Linked DNA regions of Homo sapiens: region 1 is linked to region 2. The links are chromatin loops, found by intact Hi-C in ENCODE. Cell type or tissue: stomach. All regions are shown on one strand. Links, peaks and the distances in the headings refer to the core of each region. The heading gives the core; the rest is flanking DNA. Region 1 has its middle 200 kb from the start of LNCPOIR. Region 2 overlaps LOC124901385 (a long non-coding RNA gene).

The links. A loop is a pair of places that touch in the nucleus more often than their neighbours do. Peaks named below come from ENCODE experiments on the same cell type or tissue, not always from the same donor. Only the 100,000 strongest peaks of a DNase experiment are listed, where the experiment ranks them.
Region 1: a loop joins it to region 2, with 4 times the contacts of the local background. A loop is called at or near these places in 65 of 110 quality-filtered maps.

What each region holds. Positions count from the first base shown.
Region 1 is chr6:114,743,238-114,751,763 of GRCh38, forward strand. No RefSeq gene overlaps it. Among named protein-coding and RNA genes, the nearest start is that of LNCPOIR, 200 kb to the left of the region's middle. In stomach, for the core only: a CTCF peak has its summit at 4,846 (motif pointing right); a DNase peak (open chromatin) is centred at 4,874.
Region 2 is chr6:115,898,476-115,907,001 of GRCh38, forward strand. It overlaps LOC124901385 (a long non-coding RNA gene), which reads right to left. Exons shown (of 2, transcript XR_007059720.1): 2 at 3,320-3,744. Among named protein-coding and RNA genes, the nearest start is that of FRK, 160 kb to the right of the region's middle. In stomach, for the core only: no CTCF peak of the experiment used is centred there; a DNase peak (open chromatin) is centred at 4,176; H3K27ac peaks cover 1,123 bases.

The DNA of each region.
Region 1 (8,526 bases), core at 458-8,457, 1.2 Mb before region 2:
CCCACCTATGAGTGAGAACATGCGGTGTTTGGTTTTTTGTCCTTGTGATAGTTTGCTGAGAATGATGGTTTCCAGCTTCATCCATGTCCCTACAAAGGACATGAACTCATCATTTTTTATGGCTGCATAGTATTCCATGGTGTATATGTGCCACATTTTCTTAATCCAGTCTATCACTGATGGACATTTGTGTTGGTTCCAAGTCTTTACTATTGTGAATAGTGCCACAATAAACATACGTGTGCATGTGTCTTTATAGCAGCATGACTTATAATCCTTTGGGTATATACCCAGTAATGGGATGGCTGGGTCAAATGGTATTTCTAGTTCTAGATCCTTAAGGAATCGCCACACTGACTTCCACGATGGTTGAACTAGCAGATGACATGATTGCATATTTAGAAAACCCCATCGTCTCAGCCCAAAATCTCCTTAAGCTGATAAACAACTTCAGCAAAGTCTCAGGATACAAAATCAATGTGCAAAAATCACAAGCATTCTTATACACCAATTACAGACAAACAGAGAGGCAAATCAAGAGTGAACTCCCATTCACAATTGCTTCAAAGAGAATAAAATACCTAGGAATCCAACTTACAAGGGATGTGAAGGACTTCTTCAAGGAGAACTACAAACCACTGCTCAACAAAATAAAAGAGGACACAAACAAATGGAAGAACATTCCATGCTCATGGATAGGAAGAATCAATATCGTGAAAATGGCCATACTGCCCAAGGTAATTTATAGATTCAAGGCCATCCCTATCAAGCTACCAATGACTTTCTTCACAGAATTGGAAAAAACTACTTTAAAGTTCATATGGAACCAAAAAAGAGCCCGCATTGCCAAGTCAATCCTAAGCCAAAAGAACAAAGCTGGAGGCATCATGCTACCTGACTTCAAACTATACTACAAGGCTACAGTAACCAAAACAGCATGGTACTGGTACCAAAACAGAGATATAGAGCAATAGAACAGAACAGAGCCCTCAGAAATAATACCACACATCTACAACCATCTGATCTTTGAGAAACCTGACAAAAACAAGCAATGGGGAAAGGATTCCTATTTAATAAATGGTTCTGTGAAAACTGGCTAGCCATATGTAGAAAGCTGAAACTGGATCCCCTCCTTACACCTTATACAAAAATTAATTCAAGATGGATTAAAGACTTAAATATTAGACCTAAAACCATGGTCTTCTTTAAAGGGTTTGACCAACAGCTGGGGAATGAAAGGGTGTGTGGTAGCCCCAGGGGCACAATTACTGTCTCTGCTGCAGTTTAAGAGTGCTCTGAATTTGGCTTGTGAGTTCTTGTTGTGTCTCTGAATGGATAAAGGGCTGAATTTCCTAGATACTCAGAGTCATTGCCCTTCTATCAGTTCACCATGCTAGAAGGCCTAGAGTAAGACATTTGGCCGTATCTGGAAGTTCTGTAGCAAATGCCTTCTGGAACCTCATGACTAAAATTATGAGGAAAAAGATTCAAAGCAAGGTTTTAAGGAGCTTTACAAAAACAGAAAACCAATAACCACATACTTGAGAGTAAAGACTCTTGGGATGCTTAAAAATGTTTATAAGGCTCAGGAGAATCTTTTTTCAGAAAGTAAAACATGAAGAAATGTGTGTGTGTGTGTGTGTGTGTGTGTGTGTATGCAAAACAGATAACAAAAAAACCAAGAAAATGACTAACATGCAGAGTGTATAATAAAAATGTTAAGAAAGCAACATCTTTGGGAAATTCATTTGTTAATTTCTAAGTGAAAAGCATACACATTTCATTAGGTTGGGATTTAAAATATCTAATTCAAATTGTAGAATAAAGTTACAGGAAATTAAATACTTTTTTTTTTAATTTTGGTTTGGTTTTCTTCGAATGAGGATGAAGCGGTAAATGTCTAGATGAGGGAAAAAATCTATTGTCTTAGTTTTCTCTTGAGAAAAGCTGTGCCCTAAAAGTCTACTGAAGCAACTTGCATGAGAAACAAATATATTCTGAAACATCCACGAAAAATGCTTTTTACCTCTTAGCTCTGTTTTAGGCCTTAGCCTGTAGTCTGTCTCTTTTTCTTCTTTGTAGGACTGAATTTAAATCAGTAAATAAAAACATAAGGATGTTAAAACACTTCATCAATTTGAAGTATTTAATGAGATGTTCCAGGGTGCTATATCATGTTATGGATGCTGGTTCAACTCCTACTCTCAATTTCTAATGACCTAATTTATATTGTGGCAATAGTTTTACTTTCAAGGTAGCTATGATGACCTTTTCTAACCCCAATGTTAATTATATCCCATGCCCCAAATTTTCAATTTGGTGTTATGTTTCAGTTCTTAAAATAATTATTATATGTGATCTGTGATATCTAGAAATATTTTATTTCTCATGTCATAAATATCATGTAATTGTTTCTTTATCTTTGCTGCTTTTAACATCTACACAGTATCCATCTTTCTAATGGCTAAAAATTAAATGTGACATTGTGCAAGGAGTTCAGCTATGATTAAGTGGCAACAACTAGAAAATTCTCCCTTGCAAAAACCACTAAGAAATCATTATTTGCCTTTTCAGTGCGAAAAATAAATGTTGTATTTTATTCCCTTCCATCATCACCCTTAGAATTGCATCTTCCTGCAGTAGCATCAAGAATAATGCAAGGTCATTTCTAAAGTGTTTGCTTTTCTGTGCTTTGTTCACCTCTCCTCTTAGGGAGGGAGGTTATGTGGCCCCAATGTCTCCAATGTGTCTAGAAGTTCCCCTTTAATTACTCAGGTAGATAGATAAAAATAAAGTAAATGCACAAAACTTATGGTTTCCATAAATGCATTCATTGTAGCAATTTTCATTATTATCCATACCATTTGAAGGCTATTTGCTTTTAAAGCTAGCAATTTCTAAGTTAGAAGCAAAATTGAACAATAAAAAATTAATTTCAAAAAGAAACTAGTGAATCTCTTCCTCCTTATCATCACTTTAAAAAGTACATTTAATAATCGTATTTTGTTTTTTACTCTCTGGGACTTTCTTTCCTTGCTTTGACAAGTAGATAATGGATCTTTCTATTATGTAGAACTCAGGTCCAGAATTCATATTCTACCACATAAGTAGGCTCTTTGAAAACCATACTTGACTGAAAAACTGAGTCTAGGTAAGTTTTTGTCTTAATTAACCTGTATAAACTGTTGTTAGAGACAAAATTTATTGCTTCATTTACATTTTAATTACAGAAGGGTCCAAAATGTTAAGTTTTAATTGGCTGAAGAGAATTATGTGCAACGAAGTCTCATGGCAAATGGAACAGAGTGCTTTGCAGGGACTTGCTGGCTCTCTGTTAAGATTAGGGGTCCCATAAGTGGAAAAGGTTTAACTCCCTTCCTGAATCTCCAATATCTCAAAATCAGTAAAGAAGACCTTCACAGATGCCCTGATCTTACAAGAGAATGTCATAGATGATTTCTCCAGAGTGTTTTTAATGCACTGCAATTACTAGTTACTGTTTGGGCATAGTTACGGTACCTGCTAGACCATAAATAGTTAATGTCGATGGGATAAATCCAGTAGCATTATTATAAATCTGTGCTGAATGGTTGAGTGAAATGTCCCTAAAATCTCCTAACTCCTTAGATTCCAAACCATTCCAAATCTTATTAAGCATTTATTATGTAAACAATATTTTTAAGCCAAAAACATTCTGAAAGTCTTTTTATTTCTGATGTAAATGTTCAACTCTCTCCCTTGTTCCCAGTTCTCTTTCCATTTTCTCTTTTTATTCATTAGTCTTAAAAGCCAGTCACTTTTTTAAAACTTACTGGAGTGAATCCATCTTTTCACTGGGCTCTGACAGATAGAAAGGCTTAAAAAATGCAAAGTCCTCATGATAGGACATCTGAGGAAAATATATTGTAGATTTCCTTCTGAATGCCTTCTTCAGTATGAAGAGTCCCAAGTAAAACATTTCAAGTACGCATTGGGAGCATATATACATTCAGCTGAAGACAGCTTCCCTCCCCTTTGCTCTGAGAGCATTTCACTAAAGTCTTCTTAAGTTGGATGCCAGTATGATGTTCTGACACAAATATATGATTTTAGCATTTGACTTAGAATTAAGCTTGTATACTGCCAGCATTAAATATATGAAGTATTTACTTGATGTCAAATTAGAAAAGATCATTTATTTTTAATGATCTTCAGAGATGTGGCCATTTATTTTTAATATTCCACCTTACTTCAGATGACTAGGTTCAAGTAAGTGCTATTTCCCTTAATCTAATTCTTTTTCAACCTGTATCTCTTTTATGCCAGAAGCACTCAGTGATTTCAAAAGGAACTCCTTAAGTTATAGTAATAGTCAGTAAAATGGGAAACAATGTTGCTGTCAAGATGCAAGATTTTTCCCAAACAGGACATTTTGGCCTCCCCACAGCCACATTCTTGAATATTAGTCCATTTTCTCAGACTTTTATGATAAACATTTAATTATTGGCTGCTCTGACTATGGAGTAGCCATTCTTTTATTCCTTTACTTTCCCAAGAAACTTGCTTTTACTTTACAAAAAGCAGAACACTCAATTATTATCTGTCACTGTGCTTCTTAATAGTAACCCTTATATTAGCATATAAAATGGTTTGATTTAGAAAATATAATAATGAATTTTTTGAAATAGAGATATCACTGGGATGATCTCTCCAAATCAATGGACAGTACTTTTTAACCATAAGTTCAGTGACAACTCATGACAATTTATATCCCCCTAGAAATATGGTATCGAGATGTCAGTCTTCAAATTAAGAAAAAGAAAAATCCGAATCATAAAATTAAATATCTATATCTGATGACTGTTTGAGCTTGGCAAGACCACCACCAGGGGGAGCAAGTTACTGGACAAAGGAAGTGATGTACAGTTTCAGAATTTTAATAGAAAATCCGGCTTTTAAGAACAAAATGATAGCACAATTGGTAAGAATAAAAGAAAAACAAGATGACTCAAAGTCACATGAACTGCTAACTCTCTAGTATCTTATTAAAATAACATTGCTTCACTTTAGTTTCTGGAGTGAGTTGCTGTGACACTACCACAGTTATGTTTTCTTTGTAATGTGTTTTTCCCAGTGAAGTATCCTATCTTCTACAGCCGTTATGACCTACGTGCTGACAGCACTTTGTAAAATGCAAATGACCTTACAAATTTAATGACGTAATACATATCAGGTTCATGTAATTATGGATAGAAAAAATCTGGAAGTTGAGAGGGTCTGCCTGCTTGACAGGCAGTATATGCAATATATTTTACATGTGGGAGGGTTAATTCATACATTTTTTAAGACACAGTCTTCAAATATTTTACATCTGAATTAAGGGAAACTAACTTACTAAAGGAAACAAATAGAGTGTCTTCTAAGCAAGCTGTGAGCAAGTACTTTTAAATCCCATGACGGAAATTATTTGAGAAATCCTTTGTGATGTAAGAAAGATTATTCATAAAGAAGTTTAGCAACTGTTTACAAATTCACAAGTCATGTTAAGCTATATAACTTGAAAAGAAAACCTTTTGAAGGAAACAACTTGTGTCAGTGTCATTATGAATATTTTACATTGATATCAAACAGAATAAAACCCATATTTTATTTAACATGATCTATTTATTGATTACATCTGGGTAAACAATTCTAAACAAAACAAATATGACCACATTATCCCATGTCTAAGAAGAAAGGAGAGCATTCAACACATAATTATTCTAATATAGGATTACATAACATAAAGTGTTATGAGAAAGCACTGTTTGCAATGGGAAAGTATGATGGAATTATAACTTTGGTTAAGTATTTAGGGAAGTCTTCTCAGAGGAAGTTTTAATGTGGTGGATACTAAGAATTATCTAAGTGAATCATGAGAAGGGAAACTGGGAAGAAGAAAGAATAGTCCAGTTAGAACTGTATCTTTGGGAACTGTACAGACAGGAGATCTTGACATATTTGAGGAACTGAGAGATTCCTATTGAGTCTGGAGTTGAGTGATCAAAGGGATGCAGGTCAGGGTAGGTGAAAGCAGGAGAACTAAGGCAACTTACAATTCTATAGGAGCCTTATAAGATACACATTTAAAATTTTAGATATTAATCAGAATGTAATGGGGCTTGGAAGAGTTTTGTACTGGAAAGTGACATGATCTACATTATGTTTTGAGAAGGTTATATTGGCATATGTGTGAAAAAAATTAGAGTGGAAATAGAAGGGATACAGGTAAACTTATTAGAAGGCCTTTGTGGCCATCCTGGTAAGAGATAATGGTGGATGAAATTGTGGTGGTGACACTAGAGAAGAAAATAACACACACACACACACACACACACACACACACACACACACACACGAAGTAGAGTCAAGAGGACTTGTTGATGAATCTATAGAATGATGGAGAGGGAAATGACAAGGCTAAGACATGCCCTTTTTGGTTAAAACAAAGACTGGGAAAAAGCAAGTTTTGCAGAAAAAGATTAACAATTCATGTTTCTAAATATGTGAATGTTGAAAAGTTTGTAATAGTTGTAAGTCATCCACATTGACATCCAAGATGCCAAGTTACTCATATATTATGGCCTCTGCTCTTATATACATGCATATGCAAGAAATAGGCAATGTAATTGGACTGCATACATGGGAGTTATTGGCCATGAAATGGTCATTAAAGGCAAGAGAGTTGACAATGACAAGACTAATCAAGGATAGAATGTAGAGTGAGAAGAGGGCCTATTACCCAATGTTGAGAAACTTGACTATTAAATATTTAGAATAAGTAAGAAGCTGGCTACAGAAGTTGAAAAGGAGGAGACATCAAGAAAAGGGGAAAGCTAGAACTGTGATTATTTCACAGCTAAGCAAAATTATTTCTTAAATGTTAAACTTTTGTTGCATGTTTTGGGATGTTTTGTTTTTAATGAGAAAACTGTATCCAAGAGGGTTGAAAATTATGGTAGACCACAGTGACTTTATTTAGATTTATTCTTTCCAATCAAGGATATTGGTTGTGTATTTTCTCTGGGAAATAAGAATTTTATCAGTATTGTTCATTGATCAATGATGAAAATGTGGACTATACAGATACTCAAAGCCAACATTCTAATACTCATCATTTTGCTAGTTAGAAAATAAATTAAATACATGTACCTTAGATTAATGTTTTTTGGTTTCATACTTCTTGAAGAACAGTAAAGATTTGAAGAGCTATAATGGCTTTGAGTCCTGTGCAACTTTTTTTTTTTTTTCCAGGTCTTCTACTTTATTGGCAAGCACTTAGAATCATAGCATCACTGTTCATTAGAACTAGAAAAGATAATTTTTCTTTTTATTTATTTAAATATTTTACTTCTAATTTTAGGTTCAGGGCTACATGTGCACTCATGACTTGTGCAACTTTTTTTTTTTTTTTTTTTGACGGAGTCTCGCTCTGTTGACAGGCTGGAGTGCAGTGGCGCCATCTCGGCTCACTGCAATCTCCACCTCCTGGGTTCAAGCAATTCTTCTGCCTCAGCCTCCCGAGTAGCTGGGACTATAGGCACATGCCATCATGCCCAGCTAATTTTTGTATTTTTAGTAGTGACGGGGTTTCACCATGTTGGCCAGGATGGTCTTGATCTCTTGACCTCAGGTAATCCACCCACTTCAGCCTCCCAAAGTGCTGGGATTACAGGTGTGAGCCACTGTGCCCAGCCTCCAGTGCAACTTTTTAATGTAAATGTTGGAAGTGCAAGGTACCAGCAGTTCCTTTTATCACGGCTCATTTGTGGTTCATACTCTCACATAGTCAGCCATAGACATTTCTTCCTATTGTTTATATGATGTTCCAGTTTTCACTTTGTATACTACTTTAGTTAAGAGCAGATTCTTGACTTCATTTACAAGCACTCTTGAGTTTGGGTAATTCCTCCAACTTCCCACAAATTCCTTCTGTGAAGCAAGTTTCATAGAAGTTAGATCTTAAGACATTTGAAATGACTTTCCCTGTTACACTCTAGAACACTGTTTACTTCAGCTGATACGTCCCTGCTTAGGCATATCACACTCTTTCATAAGGTTTCTATATCCATCCACCTAACTTTCAAACTCACATCATTTTTTTTCTCCTTTTCAGTTGGCTACCTTAATCTCTGTTTCTCAGGGCACAAATTTCTTCCCCAAAGTTTTTTCTGTATTTTTACCTAGTAGCTTGGGGGAGTCTGGTGTACAGTCTTAAGACATGAAGTTCAGAACAGATACATGCAAACAATTCCATCACATGTCTCAGAATAAGCTCTACAATGTAGTGAGTAGATCACAAATCTCTTTTAATGTGGCATGTTTACTGTTTGTGTTCTTTGTTCTTAACACTGCATCATGGTGAACTGCAGCTGCAAGTGAAAACAACAGAACTGGCAAGCATTATCAATCTAATATTTTGTTTCAAATTAATAGCGGATAAGTCCAAATTTGACTCAACTAATAAAATTATTAGTAAATGTGCAGTTAAATCTTGATCTCATTTTG
Region 2 (8,526 bases), core at 121-8,120:
TGGAAGCCCAAGAATCTATAGGAATTGTTCAAATCCTTTGATCTTGAACCAGAAATCTTTCTTTGCCATTACTAAATAAAAATGTATTCCAGTTAGACTCAGAACCATGAAATTTGATGTGACTTTATACTTGAAAATGTTTGCCTTCAAAAAAATTTTTTTAAGGAATATACATATATTGTTCAGTTGTTGTCTTTTAGGAGTCTATCAGTATCCACAGGGAAAACGTGTAACCTGGAAGAAAAGAAATTCCCACTAGAAGAGAAAGATGTACTTTCTGTGGTTGATTATTTTTTGTATTGGTATTTGTTTCCTAGGGCTGCCAGAACAAAGTACCACATGCTGGGTGGCATGAAATAACAGAAATGTATTCTCTCACACTTCTAGGGCTAGAAGTCTTAAATCATGATGTCAACAGGATTGGGTTCTACTTGAAGCTTTCAGGGAGAATCTGTTCCATGCTTCTCTTATAGCTTCTGGTGGTTGCTGGCAATTCTTGACATCCCTTGGCCTGGAGACCCATCATCTAATTTCTGTCATCATCTTCATATGGCATTCTCCTCTAAGTGTGTCTTTGTCCAAATTTCCCTTTCCTGATAAGAACATCAGTCATTAGATTAAGGCCCACCCTAATCCAGTGTGGCCTCATCTTAATTTGATTACATGTGTAAAAACCCTATTTCCAAATAAAGGCATGAGCAGGTGCCAAGGCTGAGAACATGAACATGTATTTTGAGGTGTGAAATTCAGCCCAAAATACCTGACCCCCAAAAGACTACATAGACCCCAAATTAAACTTATCCATTAATGGCAGTGGTCTTCTCGACTTAAAATGATATTTTAAAATATTTTCCAGAAGTTAATTGTTAACTGGGACAGCAGCTCATTTAATAAAGAAAATTTCTTTTTAAAAAAACATTGTAATGTGAACTAAATACTTTAGAATATTTAATAAATTAATATATGTGGTTTATAAAACTGTGCCAATCACAGTTTACAATAGCATAAGACAGAATTTTTAAAATGCCATTCCCTTAATATGTTGACTTTTGATGCACAGGTTTTACACAATGACACCTGCTTTTGAGTCCCAATGCTCTACATCAGAGGGAGAATTTTAAAAATTAAAATCATAGTTATTAATGAGGCTTCTAATTTTTGGCATTTGATTCAATTTCTTCTTCAGCAAAACTTTTTATAAGAGCTATACTAAGTAAAAAGATTGATAAATTTTATGCTTCACGTTTTTTTTATTTTCCCTGGGATGGGTTGCTAACACAAAGCTGATAGGACGTCAAAAAATTGAGCAACTTGACATCTAGATAATCAGCTCCATGAAAATCTAAGCAAAACTGAGTAATGAAAAAAGGATGGGTGATACTGTTTGGGTGTGTGTCCCTTCAAAATCTCATGCTGAAATTGGATCCCTAATGTTGGAGGTGGGGCCTAGTGGGTGGTGTTTGGGTCATGGAGGCAGATCCTTCATTAATAGATTAATGTCCTCCCTGGGTGTGGCACAAGAGTGACTTTCACTCTATTAGTTGCTGCAAGAGCTAGTTGGTGAAAAAAAAGCCTGGCACCTCACTTCTCTCTCGCTTCCTCTTTTGCCGTGTGATCTTCACACACACTTTGCTTTCCCCCATGAGCAGAAGCCGCCTGAGGTCCTCACCAGAAGCTGAACAGATGTCAGCACCATGCTTCATGTATAGCCTGCAGAACTGTGAGCCACATAAACCACTTGTCTTTATAAATTACTCAGCCTCAGATATTTCTGTATAGCAATGCTAAATGAACTAAGACAGTGGGATCCCGCTTAGAGCTGAGTTCAAATCCCTGTTCATTCTTTCATTAACTACATAACTTTGAGCAAGTTGTTTAATCTATTTTAGTCCCTATATCCTTATATCATTTTAATCCCTATTGTTGTGGGGACATTAAAGAAAAAGCAAATATAAAGCAGTGGGCACAAATTAGGTGCCTAGTTAGTGCTTTCTCCTGATTCCAAGTGTTAATCATTCCAAGCCTTTGGTGTTTGCCTCAGTTAATAAGAATCTCAGTGTCTGTCAGCTCAGACCTTAAATAAATATTGTCTATAAAGCAAAAGAATACACAATGCAATTCTGATTCCAAAAAGCACCTTTTTAATCTAGTCAGCGTAGTTTAATAAATAGATTTTATTGCCAAAAATAAAAACATTATATTAACTGTGTGTAAAAACAGGGTAGTGTAGTAATAATACCTACCCATAACCAGAAAAGTGAGAGTCACAGAATCAATCTGTGAACTCCATACAGCAAAATGAACAAGACGTTCATGACAGAATTATGTTGACTAATAAATATATTCTCTCAGGTTGGTCTTTTCCTTGCTTATGTTAGAAACAAGGTGTGCAGATGCCTCATGTGTGTTCTCTCTATTTCACTTTTCCCTCCGTCAAACCTCCTGAAGCAATAAAACAGCTAACTTCACCTTCCTCAATGATCCTTTTATCTCATCACTGCAGTTATCCTTTCTGTCAAATTACAAATAATGCTCACAAATTTTAACCCACCAGCCAGAATGGCCCCAGTTCTAACCCAACTCAGAAACTAGCCTGAATAGTCACCCTTCTTAGAGAACTCTTCCATTTTTATCTCTGGGATATTTTGCATCTCATGCTGTATAACTATTAGTGTAGTTTTTGAAATGGATTTTATTATAAATAATAAAAGCTTTACAATAACATTGCACAAAACTACACTGCCAAAGTGGTAATTCATCACCATAAGCAGCAGAGTAAAAACAAAAAACAAACAAACAAACAAAAAATCCCAGAAAATTACATGTCTCCCTTCAAGATCTGCCTACAACTCTCTTCCACAGAGGTTTTCTAGACACTCTGTCACTGGCTGTGATCCCAGACATGCCCTCACTTCTCATGAAGCCTCCTACCCCTGCAGTACTTGGCACTTATTCCAGCTATGTCTGTGGTTGGTGGGATGCATGCTTACATTTGTCCATTCTTTGCAGGTGCTTTTCTGTGTTATGTTTATGGACTTTTCTATACTGTCCCCCATTAAAAGGGAGTGTGTGTGTGTGTGTGTGTGTGTGTGTGTGTGTGTGTGTGTCTGCACGTGTGTGCGCGACTTTTCTGTTCTGCCATTTTCTAAACACATAGTAACTGCAGATTCCTAGAGGACCTGTGGATCAAGAATGCTTCTCTTGTACTGGTTATTGATGTGCCCAGATAAATATTGGATACCTTCCCTAAAAGAGGCTTATAATCTAATGTGATTAAACATATTTTAAACGGTACATAGCAGTCAACAGAGTCATTATATTTCAGTTGTTAGCAGCATGTTTATTTGATCTGAAACACATATCTATAAAGTAACCTCTGTAAGTGAAAGAACAAAGGAACATAATATTCTCCCATTTTGTAGTTTTAAAAGCTGTGCACCATCTTTCTTTTTGAATTGCTGCCCCATCATGTTTGAGAAGAGTTGGCTGTTTCCTGCTTAGCTCCATTCATTTCCTTGACATCCTTTGATTCGGGCCTGGCTCCCTAGCCGCAATCCTTCCTTGTCACAGAGGTCCTGCCAGTGCAGCTCATTCAGTAGCCATCATCACAGTGAACTCTATCCCAGCAGCTCCAGATGGAAGATGGGGATAAACAGCTCCCCCCAGAGTGTTCTTCGATGTGATGCCATCAATCAACCTGCAGCTGGGACCAAAGAACCACTCAGTGATGGAGCCAGTGACTTCCTGCCAAAAACATAGCACATTTCTTAGTGCCCAGCTTCCTCCAAAAGAGGGATGTCATACCACATATTTTAGCATTCAAGAAGCCCTCAATACCTAAGATTTATGTCCAACTGTATGTAATCATGACCATTAATATTCTTTCAGGTTTGATTTTTTTAAGTATAACAGATACTCAATGTGGTAACTGTATCCATTTTACTTCCCTCTGGAAAGGAGAATTGTCTTGTTTGCTTGTTTCTTTAATAAATCACAATATAGAAAATCAAATAATCAGCTATTTTCCAAAGCTAGTTAGTACATTAAATTATTTTTATGATGCATTCCTGTTATCCTGTTACAGAGAGTGTTAGCATCTGCTGGCTGATGACGTGCAGCAGTGGTAAGCGGTTCATTTTTGTCTGCAAGTAGCAGACAGAGGGTGGTCCTTCTTTAAGCCAAGATCAAAATTGATAGTGAACAGTTGGAACTCTGCAGCACAAGAGGCTTGGCACCCACACACTGTAGGGTAAACATCCTTGTGTTGCCTGCCAGGGATCCATCCCTCTCCACCATAATGTGGGAAGGAGGGTGGTGCTGTAAAACATCACCATGGGCTATATGGGTAAAGAATAACCATCAGTGAAAAATATTAAACTTCATATATAATTACAGTTTCCACACAAACATGTTAAGTCAAGTCATGGCACTTGCTTCTACTTACTAACATTATTTAGGTTAGGCTGATAAAAGTCATTTTCTTGGAATAAAGACTGTGGTATTTAAGAATATCCTCCCCCAAATTGTGTATAGCTTCCCTTCTATTCTCTTCTCTAAGATGCTTTGAGTCTCCCTCTCCCAACGTCCTAATTTGCAAGCAGTAGGAGAATTCTCCTGAGCTCTGCAAATCATCCATTTCTGGTTCTATAAACTAAATTTCCTTTTCTCTGGTTAAAGAAGAAGAAATCAGTCCACATACAGATAAAGAATGTCTATTTTTACAAATGTTTTTTCCATTTCTACTTACACACACACACACACACACACACACTTGCTTCCACCTAATTTCTGCTTCAAAAGAGAGAGGAAATTCTAGGGAAATTAGACACATTAATTTCACATGATTGTGTGCGTCTGTTAATGCACATGAGAGATTCCAGGTGGGAGTAAAAGCATATAGAATCAGAGAGCTTGGATTGAGTTGCATGATAAGAAGGCACAAAGATCAGCTTATGATATTTGGGAGTTGTTCATGTCAGCATCTTCACTTTCCACAGGTGATAAACTGATGCCCACAGACATAACATTAGTTGCTCCATGAAGTCACACTGAACAGGCCAAAGACTTTGGATCATTAAGTTATGTCATAGCCAATAGCTGAAATGAAAACTTCATGAAATCATTTGGGAAAAATTGTTCTCTCAAGACAATATATAATTACTTATTCACTCCTTCTATTAGCATCTCTTGAGCAACTAGTATGTTCAAGTAATTATGTGGCTTATGAAAACATGATTGAGTCCCTTGCATCAAAAGAGAGATAAGCCTAGAAACAACTATAATATAAGGCAGACAATAAACCCAAGATGTATGTAAGTTAAAACTCACTACTTAGCATTCTTATATCAAGGCAATAACCCATCTGATAAGGGAAACAATAGAATATGAGATATAAATTTGGGAAATCTCTGAGATTCTATTATATACAAGCCATTTAGATTCAGGTCAATTAAACATGACTCAATATATTATATTGCATTCAAATTCTTCAACAATTTCCATTACAGGGACTTAGTACAATATCTAAAAATAATTTACACATAAATTCTAAATATCCACTTTCAAGGTGAAAAATATACCCCTCTTGATGGGTGCTGGATAATTGTTTTATAAATTCCAAGGTGCTAGATTATGCATAAAGTGGACTTGTCCTAGAAATTGATCCCTAAAGAAAGTACATGCTCTTTTATTTAAAACATTTTTATGAAAATCTCTGTAAGCTTAAGGTTCTTTGATAAATTATGTATATTTTACATTCTCACAATGAGAGTTTAGAAAAAGATCAGGCCTTTGTTTAGGGCACCTTTTTATTAGATGAGAACCAACAGAAATAATCTTTTTTTTTTTTTTTTTTGAGACGGAGTCTCGCTCTATCACCCAGGTTGGAGTGCAGTAGCATGATCTCATCTCAGAGTAGCTGGGACTACATGCACACACTGCCACGCCTGGCTAATTTTTTGTATCTTAGTAGAGATGGGGTTTCACCAAGTTGCCCAAGTTGGTCTCGAACACTTGAGCTCAGGCAATCCACCCGCCTTGGCCTCTCAATCTGCTAGGATTATATGCGTGAGCCACTGCGCCCGGCCCAGAAATGATTTTCTGTTACACAAACCCCTTTCACATTCTCTGACATAGGATTGCACCAATCTGCACTTTTCCTGGCTGAACACCTTTGCTTAACACTTCCAGAAGTCAAGAGGTTGTGTTGCTTCGAGTAGGCACTGCCACTTGGACCTTTGCTGATTCAGAGCACGAAAGCCTCAAAACGTTGATGTAGAGGCAAAATGTGTTAAAACTCAAACAAAATGTGTTAAAGTCATTTACAGACTAAGAGGATCAGGCTAAAGATTGTCTATTGATGAAACATCTACATACAATATCTCATTTTGTCTTCACAATGGCCCTGTGAGATAAAGTACTAGACAAGTACTAGAAATCCTGCCTCAAGATGAGAAAAAAGAATTCCTTGACTATAATTCCAAAAAAGGCCAAGGGAAAACTGAGCCTCAATTCTAGGCCTTCTGACTGCCAAGCCTCTCTTCCCACCACACCATATATTAAACAAAAGGCAAACTTTGTTCATTATCACATTTTTAAAACTTGACAAGAACTTAAGAGTCTTGTCAGATTTTATAGTCTGTGCCAGATTTCATATGATTATATTAAAGTGACACAAAAGAAGTATGAATTCAATTCTTAGCCAGAATATTTTCATTGAGGTAAGAAGCCAAGACATTTATAAACAGAATTCTTAGTGAATAAGTAAATATAAAATAGGTTGCTAATTATGGAGTACAGTCAATAAATACAATAGGTAAAAACAAATGTGAAAGTTCAACCACAACATGAAACACAGCTCCCGTGTGAGAATAGATTGATGGCTCCCACTAGCACTTGAAGATGGAAATTGTTTGACTCTTTCATTTAGGGAGGAGGGCAGGGAACAGGATTAGCAGTGGACAAAGCTCTAGATACAGATACGCTGCCTAGAAACCCTATTGCCGTTTGGTTTCTCACTGCTGAAAATTTACAGATACAAGAAAAAGTGAAGCAGAAATGCAATGTAAATTATTGAAGTGGTGCTGCCGTTTCCCGAAGCAGCTGGGATGGTCTGTCCATAAAACATTAACATGACATTTCTGAGTTTTGACAGGTCGTTTGGAAAAGAAAGGGTAAAAAATACACAAGCCCTTTGGTGGGAATGGAGACATTTGTTCAGATAAAAACAAACAAGCACTATGGCTGGTCTGCATGCCAGCTTCCACTGAAAAACAGGAAGAAAACATGAAAATTTAAAGCCCAACACTGAAACGGATTAAACTTGATTTGTTCACTATACTAACAGGCAGGATTAGAAGCATCCACAGCTTTTCTCTACTCTTTCAAGAAAGATGCCCTGCTGCCTAAACTGTGCTCAGCATTTAATTTATGCCCCTAGAAAATAATTGAGCTGCATGTCCTTTGTACACAATGAATTAATGTGTTTATTCATTGTGACTAGAGAGGATACAGGATAAAAAGTGTTAGTTTCCTTAGGTAGCAAAAAAAAAAAAAAAAGATTTCTCTCAGTACTGGTTTATAGGCAGGGCCAGCCTTAATTTCATGTAGACCATCATGAAGGATATTGACAAAAGACCACCTGCCACAGAATATGTCCTCCACCAAATAATCACCCCTAGAAACCAGAATCATTTTTTGGATGTAGGCACTGAAGTTCCAAGAAGTCCTCATCTTTAATGAGAACACATTTGTTGCAGTAAACATACCATAATGCTCTGAGTGTGAATCCATTGGCCCCTAGTCCCATTTCTATACAAACAATCTATACATATATACACAGCATTTGGGATTTTTAAAATATAGCTCAGCCGTGTTATAATTTCTCAAAGAAAAGTTTTATTAATGTCAAAATATCTTTCTTTAGAATATTGTCTACAAAATTTGCAAAATCAGGGCATTCATTGAAATAAACAGCAAGATGTGGTGAGATAATTTTGTAGACAAATGTTCTGCCACATTGGTATAAAAATTGGCAGCAGGGCAATGCGATTCTTCAAATTCTCCTTATATAAAAAGTAAGCCAAAGGAGAAAGTCAAATTACAAATAAGTAGGTTAGAAATTATTATGATTCTAAATGCTAACACCCTACAGTGAAATTTTTTTCTTGCAATTTTTACAAGCGCATGTAACTAAAATTGATAAACTAGATTAGATTCATGGTTCCTCCATTTTTGTACCTTTTTCTGAGAGTCACACCAAGATAGGTTCATGGGAGATGTGATTGTTCCACAGAAATCAACTAATAAAATGTAACTGATATACTTCGAATAGCTTAAGCTTCCTTAAATTACTTATTATGGTTCAAAAAATGACTTATTTAGACTTTCTGTGGAGTTATTTATATTTCATATCTTCTCACTGCTTTAATAAGCATAAATAACCAGAAGTGTTCACAAATTATAGATGCAGATAGGCTATGTGTTTCACACTGGAGTCAGTTTTCTATGTCTTTCCAGGATTTGGTT